2 separate regions of the Homo sapiens genome follow, and region 2 is linked to region 1. Evidence: read pairs that join two places in POLR2A ChIA-PET (ENCODE). Cell type or tissue: endothelial cell of umbilical vein. All regions are shown on one strand. Links, peaks and the distances in the headings refer to the core of each region. The heading gives the core; the rest is flanking DNA.

Region 1 (4,388 bases), core at 145-4,144:
ATCTCAGCAGGTTTCTTTACTGCAGGATTTCTCAGAACCTTTAAAATTGTTCATATGGATTGGTACTATACAAAACAGGTACATAAAGTATTCAGCAGCCTTTTCTTAACCTTCTTTTCTACAAAGCATCTTACCAGGTTACCATTCCATGGAACATACTTGGGCCGACAACTATTGCAGACATAAGGCGTAACAAGGATACACTAAGGCAGTTAAGGTTGAGGGGCCATAGGAAATTTCATGGAGGGCACAGTGCTTGAGATAACTTCTGAAAGGAAAAGAGGCCCAGCACGGTGGCTCACACCTGTAATACCAGCACTTTGGGAGGCCGAGGCTCGTGGATCACCTGAGGTCAGGAGTTCAAGACCAGCCTGGCCAACAGGACGAAACCCTGTCTCTACTAAAAATACAAAAAGTAGCCGAACGCGGTGGTGCACCCCTATAGTCCCAGCTACTCAGAAGGCTGAGGCAGGAGAATCGCTTGAACCTGGGAGGCAGAGGTTGCTGTGAGCCAAGATCGCAACACTGCACTCCAGCCTGGACAATAGAGCAAGACTCCATCTCAAAAAAAAAAAAAAGAAAGAAAGAAAGAAAGAAAAAGAAAGGATTCTATGGGCAGAGACCAAATAGGGGATGTTCCAAATAGTAGAAACCGCACAACAGAATTGCAGAGGTGGGGCCGGGCGCAGTGGCTCACGCCTGTAATCCCAGCACTTTGGGAGGCTGAGGCAGGTGGATCATGAGATCAGGAGTTTGAGACCAGCATGGCCAACATAGTGAAACCCCGTCTCTACTGAAAATACAAAAATTAGCCAGGCATGGTGGCACATGCCTGTAATCCCAGCTACTTGGGAGGCTGAGGCAGGAGAATCACTTGAACCTAGGAGGCAGAGGTTGCAGTGAGCCGAAACCATGCCATTGCACTCCAGCCTCGGCAACAGAGCGAGACTCCCTCTCAAAAAAAAAAAAAAAAAAAAAGAAAAGAAAGAAGTGCAAAGGTGGGAGAGTCCTGGACACATTAGGTCCTGGTTATCATCTTGCAAGAAGGAGGTCAAGGCTAGAAAGGTAGGATGGGAAGGGTCTTTGGGTAAAGAACACGATGAGGATCCCTGAGTTAAAAGTAATGGCTTACTTACCAGTGCTTACCATGTGCCAGGCATTGTGTGAAGCAAAACTATTACAACATAGACCTATGAAGCCGGTTATCTTGTATCCTTTGTTTTAGAACCCAGGAAAATTAAGTGGCCGCAGTTAATTCCTGCAGCTACTAAGTGGCAGGGCAGGGATCTGAAGCCCCCCAGCACATCAGTTTCAACCCCATGTCTTTATCCAATCTGCTTCTCCACCCTAGAGCCATGAGGGACAGGGCAGAAGCCAACACCATCAACACTATCAAGCTGCGGAGAAGAGCCACTGATTTCTTGCCATCTGAAGACTTCTCCCTGTGCCTTGATTTTTAATTTGTATGCCATTGGACAGAATTTCTCCAACAAGTGCATAGGTCATTTGTTCTGAATATTTAAAAGGAGTCTTTTCAACTATCCCAGCACTTCTCCAATAAGTGCACAGGTCATTTGTTCTGTATTTAAAGGGAGCCTTTTCAACTATCCCTCCGCGAGTTTGCGAGAAGTTGCCCAAACACCAAAAACCACATGTGGCCAAACACATCAACATCCTCGACAAGATTTATGTTCCAAGCACGTGGCTGCTGCCTTGATTTATGGGGCCAGTGGAGCTGATCTAAGAGGAAGCGAACCTCTCAGGGGAAGGAGACATCATCATCATCAAATATCTCAATAATCATCTCAATCACAGTAAAAAAAAGGCACCGGGCCACTTCCTGCCCTAGCACTGGAAAGGAAGTGAAATTATTTGCCGCAATTCAATTTGGTAATTAACTAAACAATGCAAAGAGAAATTCCAGCAAGGATATAAATACTTTAAAAATCCCTGCACTAGTTGGTGAGGAGGATGTCAACAACAAACAGGAACTCCAGGGAAGGCAAGAGGCAAGGGCAGTCAGGTCGGGGTAAGGTGGGTCCCAAGCTAAAAACAACAGTGGCCAAGGTGGTTTATAATTACAGACACTACTTCATGCCAGCTCTGTGCTAAGCACTTTACACACATTACCTCACCGAAGCCTCAAAACACTGAGGAGCCCAGGCAGCTGCAGAAGGACCTGCCTGAGGGCACACAGTGGGAAGTGACAGACTCAACTCTTATCCCAAACCTGCATCTTCTCCTTCCACATCCCTCTGTTTCCTGTCCGAAAGCATAGCCTAGATAAATGGGGCTCTAGGAATAGCCAGGACAAATGGGGAAACTGAGGCAGGATTTGACATCCCCCCTCCCCACACCTCCCCAAGTGTCCTAACTGCCAAGCTTGGGGGCTCCCAGCTGACCTGGCTGCAAGACTCCGATGGAGAACTGGGTAAGCTCGGGAAAAGTGATTTTGCAATCCTGTTTGCAGAAACCTGAGCAGTTGTCCTCCTGGGCCTGGCTCTAGCCTTTCTTCCTCTGGGAAACCCACTTGACCTCTTACCTCCCCCCACCAACACGTACACACAACACACAAACACACACACACTGCTGTCTACAGCAACTTCACCAATTTGTGGCTTCCCCAAAGGCTGAGCAGGCTCTCTCTCTAAGGAGGACCCTGGCGGTTCTCGGAAGGGAGAGAGGGAGGAGCAGCAGCTGAGACTTGTTGGAGTTCCGCCCTGCCCCACCTTTACCCCGCATGCCTGCTTCAACAGACACTCACCCCGGTGACTTACACAGCAGAAACAAGCTCACGGGGACTGTGGATACCATGCAAAAGATAAATTTCAAGCACCTTAAAGAAATCTTTTTCTCTATTATCCCCTTTCTCTATTCATCAAAGCAGCTCCCTTAAAAACCCATGTTCAGACACCTTTTTTGGCCAATTTGAGACCCTGTGTATCTCCAAGAGAAAAATCATTCACATTAAAAATAATAATTTTTTTTTGAGGCAGGGTCTCACTCTGCTACCAAAGTGGGAGTGCAGTGGTACGATCACGGCTCCGGCTCGCTGCAGCCTCAACCTCCTCCCGGACTTAAGCGATCCTCCCACCTCAGCCTCCAGAGTAGCTGGGACTACAGGCACACACCACCAGCCCCAGGTAATTTTTTTTTTTTTGTAGAGACAGGGTTTTGCTATGTTTCCCAGGCTGGTAGATTGACTCTTTAATTCAGATCTTCCCCTACCCAGAACTACCTTCACCAAAGGCAGTAAGTTCTGGAAAGGGGTATGGCCAGAGGATCCCAAGACTGCTATAAAGTGCATTAAGAAGACCATCAGTAATAATAATGCAAATAATAAGTAATAACAAAACTGCAGCATTTATTAAATGTTTATGATGTGCAGACACTGTACTGTGTTCTTTCTTTGCACGTATAATTTTAATCTAGGCTGGGCACAGTGGCTCATGCCTGTAATCCCAGCACTTTGGGAGGCCGAGGCAGGTGGATCACTTGAGGCCAGGAGTTTGAGACCACCCTGGCAAACATGGTGAAACCCTGTCTCTACTAAAAATACAAAAATTAGCTGACTGTGGTGGCACACACCTATAATCCTAGCTACTCAGGAGGTTGAGGCAGGAGAATCACTTGAACCCAGGAGGCAGAGGTTGCAGTGAGCCGAAATCACACCACTGCACTCCAGCCTGGGCAACAAAGTGAGACCCTGTCTCAAAAAATTAAAAAATAATAATAATATAATAACAGCCCTAAAAAATAGGTATTATTATCCGCAATTTATAGTTAAGAATACTGAGGATCAGAGAAATAAGATAACTTTGTCCAAGGTCAAACAGCTGGTAGGTAGAGCAGCCAGAACCCAAAGCCAGGTCTGTCTGATGGACCTTAGACCACACACACACCCTTAGCCTGTCTGCTGTACTCAGCTTCCTTGGGGTGGGAACGAGTTACTTGGTGCTTCCCCTAGCTCCTACTCCAAGCCCAGGATTCAGTGGCCATCAACAGATTTCTGTTCCAAATCTGAATCAAAACCTATGGTCAAGGCCAGGCATGGCAGCTCATGCCTGTAATCCCAACACTTTGGGAGGCTGAGGCAGCCAGATCACTTGAAGTCAGGAGTTCGAGACCAGCCTGGCCAACATGGCAAAATCTAGTTTCTACTAAAAATTACAATTAGCCGGGCGTGGTGGCAGGCACCTGTAATCCCAGCTACTCAGGGGGCTCAGGCAGGAGAATTGCTTGAACCCAGGAAGCAGAGGTTGCAGTGAGCCAAGATTGCACCACTCACTCCAGCATGGGTGATGGAGTGAGACTCTGTCTCAAAAACAAACAAACAAACAAACAAATCTTATGGTCACTCCACTCAAAAGGAAATCCCTTAGCGAGCC
Region 2 (4,388 bases), core at 81-4,080, 1.2 Mb before region 1:
TCCTGCCTCAGCCTCCTGAGTAGCTGGGACTACAGGCACATGCCATCACGCCTGGCTAATTTTTGTATTTTTACTAGAGACGGGGTTTCACCATGTTGGCCAGACTGGTCTCAAGCTCCTGACCTCAGGTAATCTGCCCGCCTCGGCCTCCTAAAGTGCCGGGATTACAGGCGTGAGCACGCTGCACGGCCTAACCAATCTCTTTATATTGGTTATTTAGATTCTCAGTGTTTTGCTGAACACTTAATGCCTTTGTGTTTTGGGCTATATTTTGAATTATTCTCATAGATTTCTAGAAGAGGAATTACTGGGCAAATAGGGACACTTAAAAATAGCTTTTACAAACCATCTTCTGTTCTCATTGAAAATGAGAATATATTATGCACTTACAGGGAACTTGACTTTGCTTTTCAAGAACAGAAGTTCTAAAATACAGTAGGGCTGGGTGTGGTGGTTCATGCCTGTAATTCCAGCACTTTGGGAGGCTGAGGCAGACATAGTGAGGCCTCATCTCTACAAAAAATAGAAAAAATTAGCTGGGCACGGTGTTGTACCTCTAGTCCCAGCTACTTGGGAGGCTTAGTCAGGAGGATCTCTTGAGCCTGGGAGGTCAAGGCTGCAGTGAACCATGATTGCACTCCAACCTGGGCGACAGAGACCCTGTCTCAAAAAAAAAAAAAAAAAAAAAAATTAAAAAAAAGAGTAGACATGTAATGGTAATGGAGAAATCCTAGACTTTTTTTTTTGGAGATGGTGTCTCACTCTGTTGCCCAGGCTGGAGTACAGTGGCACAATCTCAGGTTACTGCAACCTCCGCCTCCTGGATTCAAACGATTCTCCTGCCTCAGCCTCCTGAGTAGCTGGGATTACAGGTGCCTGCCACCATGCCTGGCTAATTTTTGTATTTTTAGTAGAGATGGGGTTTCACCATGTTAGCCAGGCTGGTCTCGAACTCCTGACCTCAGGTGATCACCTGCCTCGGCCTCCCAAAGTGCTGGGATTACAGGCATGAGCCATCGCATCGGGCCGAGAATGTTAGATCTCTTAACTTTGGTGTCGTGGAAGCAGCATGGGCTTTAGAGTCAGGCAGATCTGGGTTCAAATCCTGTCTGGCAGTCTAGTGGTGTAGCTTCTTTCTGGTAAGAAACCTACCTTTCCTGATGCTCAGTTTCCTCATCTGTAAAATGGGAACAAAAATAACCTGTTTTGTGGAGTTGTTCTGTGACGGTGGTTCTCATGTGTGGTAGCTGGGGCAGCACCAGCAGCAGTGGCGGCCTCAGCATCACCTGGGAACTTGTCAGAAATGCAAATTCTCGGGCTTCACCCTAGACCTCCTGAATCAGGAATTCTGGGAATGACTAGGCAAACTATTTTCATGAGCCCTGTAGGTGATTCTGAAGCTTGTTCAAGTTTGAGAGTCACTGACCTATGGATTAAGGTGAGTGAGTGCACCTGTGACAGAACAAGTGCTCACTGCTCTTGGTTTCCTTATTAAAAGAGGGAGGGAGTTGAAATGGGGTAGCTCTCAGATTGCCTCTCTCCTGTTTTATTTTGTGATTCTCCCTTTTAGCCATGGAATTGGGGGAAGGAAAGAGGAACCATTTGTCTATCACAAACTGTCCCAGAGTCTTCCAGATTTCACGTTTGGAATGAAAGTCTCAGGAAGGCACGGACTTTGTTTTCTTCCTCATGTATGGCATAGAGCAGCGGTCCCCAACCCCTGGGCCACAGATCAGTATCGTTCTGTGGCCTGTTAGGAACCAGGCTGCACAGCAGGAAGTGAGCGGCGGGCCAGCAAGCTAAGCTTCATCTGTTTTTACAGCCGCTTCCCATTGCTTCCGTTACTGCCTGAGCCCCACCTCCTGTTAGATCAGCGGTGGCATTAGATTCTCATAGGAGTGCGAACCCTATTGTGAACTGCCCACGCGAGGGATGTAGGTTGTCCGCTGCTTATGAGAATCCAGCACCTGCCGATCTGTCACTGTTCCCCGTCACCCTCAGATGGGACCGTCTAGTTGTAGGAAAACAAGCTCAGGGCTCCCACTGATTCTACATTTTGGTGAGTTGTATAATTGTTATGTATTGCAATGTAATAATAATAGAAATAAAGTGTACGATAAATGCAATGCGCTTGAATCATCCTGAAACTCCCCCCACCCAACCCCAGTCTGTGGAAAAATTGTTTTCCAGGAAACCGTTCCCTGGTGCCAAAAAGGTTGGGGACCACTGGCATAGAGTAAGGGCTTGGTCTCTAGGCACAGCCTGATACTACCTTTGGAAGCAAGATGCTGAATCCCTCCATGCCTCAGTTTCCTCATCTGTGAAATGCTGATAGTAACATGAGTCAATTAATATAAAGTACCTGGAACACACAGAAGTGTTTTTATTGGTCTAGTGCCCACACTGTGCTTGGCACTTGGCAAAAGATGAATAAACATTTAAGAATGAACACATTGACTCATTGAATGGCACATCTTTTCAAAGTAGGAAGTAGTAACTGTTCAAAGGTGTAGAAACCAAGACTTAGCAGAGTTAAGTGACATTTCAACTTATACAGCTAGTGGGCAGGGCAGGATTAAAATCAGGTTTGTGAAGTTCCAACATTTGTACTATTTTCCTGATGTCATATTCTTGATGGAGAAAGCAAACTGATCAAGTGACAATAAAATAGAAACATTGAAAGACAGTGGAGAGAATAGAGGAAGGAAATAAAGAAGATAATTTATTTTTACTCATTTATTTATTTCATTATTTTTATTTATTTTTTTGAGTCAGAGCCTAGCTCTGTCGCCCAGGCAGGAGTGCAGTGGCGTGATCTCAACTCACTGCAACCTCTGCCTCCCGGGTTCAAGCGATTCTCCTGCCTCAGCCTCCTGAGTAGCTGGGACTACGGGTACGTGCCACCATACCAGGCTAATTTTTTTATTTTTAGTAGAGACAGGTTTTTACCATGTTGGCCAGGATGGTCTCGAACTCCCGACCTCAGGTGATCTGGCTGCCTCGGCCTCCCAAAGTGTTGGGATTGCAGGTGTGAGCCACCGCGACCGGCCAAGAAGAGAATTCAAAGAGCGAAAAGGAGTTGAGCTGATGGAGCCTTGGGTCTCTCAATTCTGCCTGTGTTTCAGGCCAGAATCTCCTCCTGTCTCAGCTGTGGCAGTGACCCACAATGTGCCCCTGTTGAGGGGCATCTCCTTCCTACCATGACTCAAGAGAGTCCTCCCTCCCAAAATCCATCTCTTAGGCTCCTTCCTCCACACACTGCCACCCGTGTCCCACTACAAGTGACAGCAATAGGGAGAATAGTTAATGTGGACTCTGGCTCTTTCAGTAACTAGTTAAGTGCCCTCAGATACATCTCTTCCTCTCCTGGGCCTCATTTCCCCATTTGTAAAGTGAGGAGTTGAACTAGATGATCTTTTTTTTTTTTTCCTCCCCCTCGGGACAGGGTCTTGCTCTGTTACCCAGGCTGGAGTGTAGTGGCGCAATCACAGCTCATTGTAATCTTGAACCGTTGGGCTCAAGGGATCCTCTTGCCTCCGTCTGCCGAGTAGCTGGGACTACAGGTGCATGCCACTGTGCCTGGCTAATTTTTTATTTTTTGTAGAGTGGAGTGTCTCACTTTGTTGCCCAAGCTGGTCTCAAACTCCTGGGCTCAAGCGATCCTCCTGCCTCAGCCTCCCAAAGTTCTGGGATTACAGGTGTGAGCCACGCATCTGGCTAGATGATTTCGTCAGATGCTTCAGACTCTCACATTGTATTAGTTAATTATTAATCTTTTATTTGGAAAACGTTGAAACCTATAGGAAACTGAAAAGAATATTACCATTAACATCTGTATATCTTTCACGTGGCTTCATCAAAAGTTGATATTTTGCTGCATTTGTTTATCTCTGTTTTCTGTGGAACTTTTTTTTTTTTTTTGAGACGGAGTCTCACCGTCACCCAGGCTGGAGTGCAGTGGCGCGATCTCGACTCACTGCAAGCTCCACCTTCTGGGTTCACGCCATTCTCCTGCCTCAGCCTCCCAAGTAGCTGGGACTACAGGCACCCACCACCACACCCGGCTAATTTTTTGTATTTTTAGTAGAGACAGGGTTTCACCGTGTTAGCCAGGATGGTCTTGATCTCCTGACCTCGTTATCCGCCCGCCTCAGCCTCCCAAAGTGCTGGGATTACAGGCGTGAGCCACTGCGCCTGGCGGAACTATTGAGATGTAAGTTTGCAGACATCTTGACTTTGCTCCTAAATACTTCACTGACTCTCCTAAGAAAAGGGTCTTGATCCTGTATAACCAAAATACCATTGTTACACTCAAGAGAATAAACAGTAATTCAACAATATCTAAAACACAGTTCATATCAATTTTCTCTATTTGTTCCCAAAATTTC

What was found. Peaks named below come from ENCODE experiments on the same cell type or tissue, not always from the same donor. Only the 100,000 strongest peaks of a DNase experiment are listed, where the experiment ranks them.
Region 2: POLR2A ChIA-PET joins it to region 1 with 8 read pairs; 2 of 35 experiments call an interaction of 5 or more read pairs at or near these places.

The regions. Positions count from the first base shown.
Region 1 is chr9:121,610,928-121,615,315 of GRCh38, reverse strand. It overlaps a transcript of DAB2IP not described here. Among named protein-coding and RNA genes, the nearest start is that of DAB2IP, 39 kb to the left of the region's middle. In endothelial cell of umbilical vein, for the core only: no CTCF peak of the experiment used is centred there; no DNase peak of the experiment used is centred there; H3K27me3 peaks cover 439 bases.
Region 2 is chr9:122,813,790-122,818,177 of GRCh38, reverse strand. PDCL (phosducin like) reads left to right here. Exons shown (of 4, transcript NM_005388.5): 4 at 1-81. Among named protein-coding and RNA genes, the nearest start is that of PDCL, 13 kb to the left of the region's middle. In endothelial cell of umbilical vein, for the core only: no CTCF peak of the experiment used is centred there; DNase peaks (open chromatin) are centred at 1,827 and 2,367; H3K4me3 peaks cover 397 bases; H3K27ac peaks cover 2,908 bases.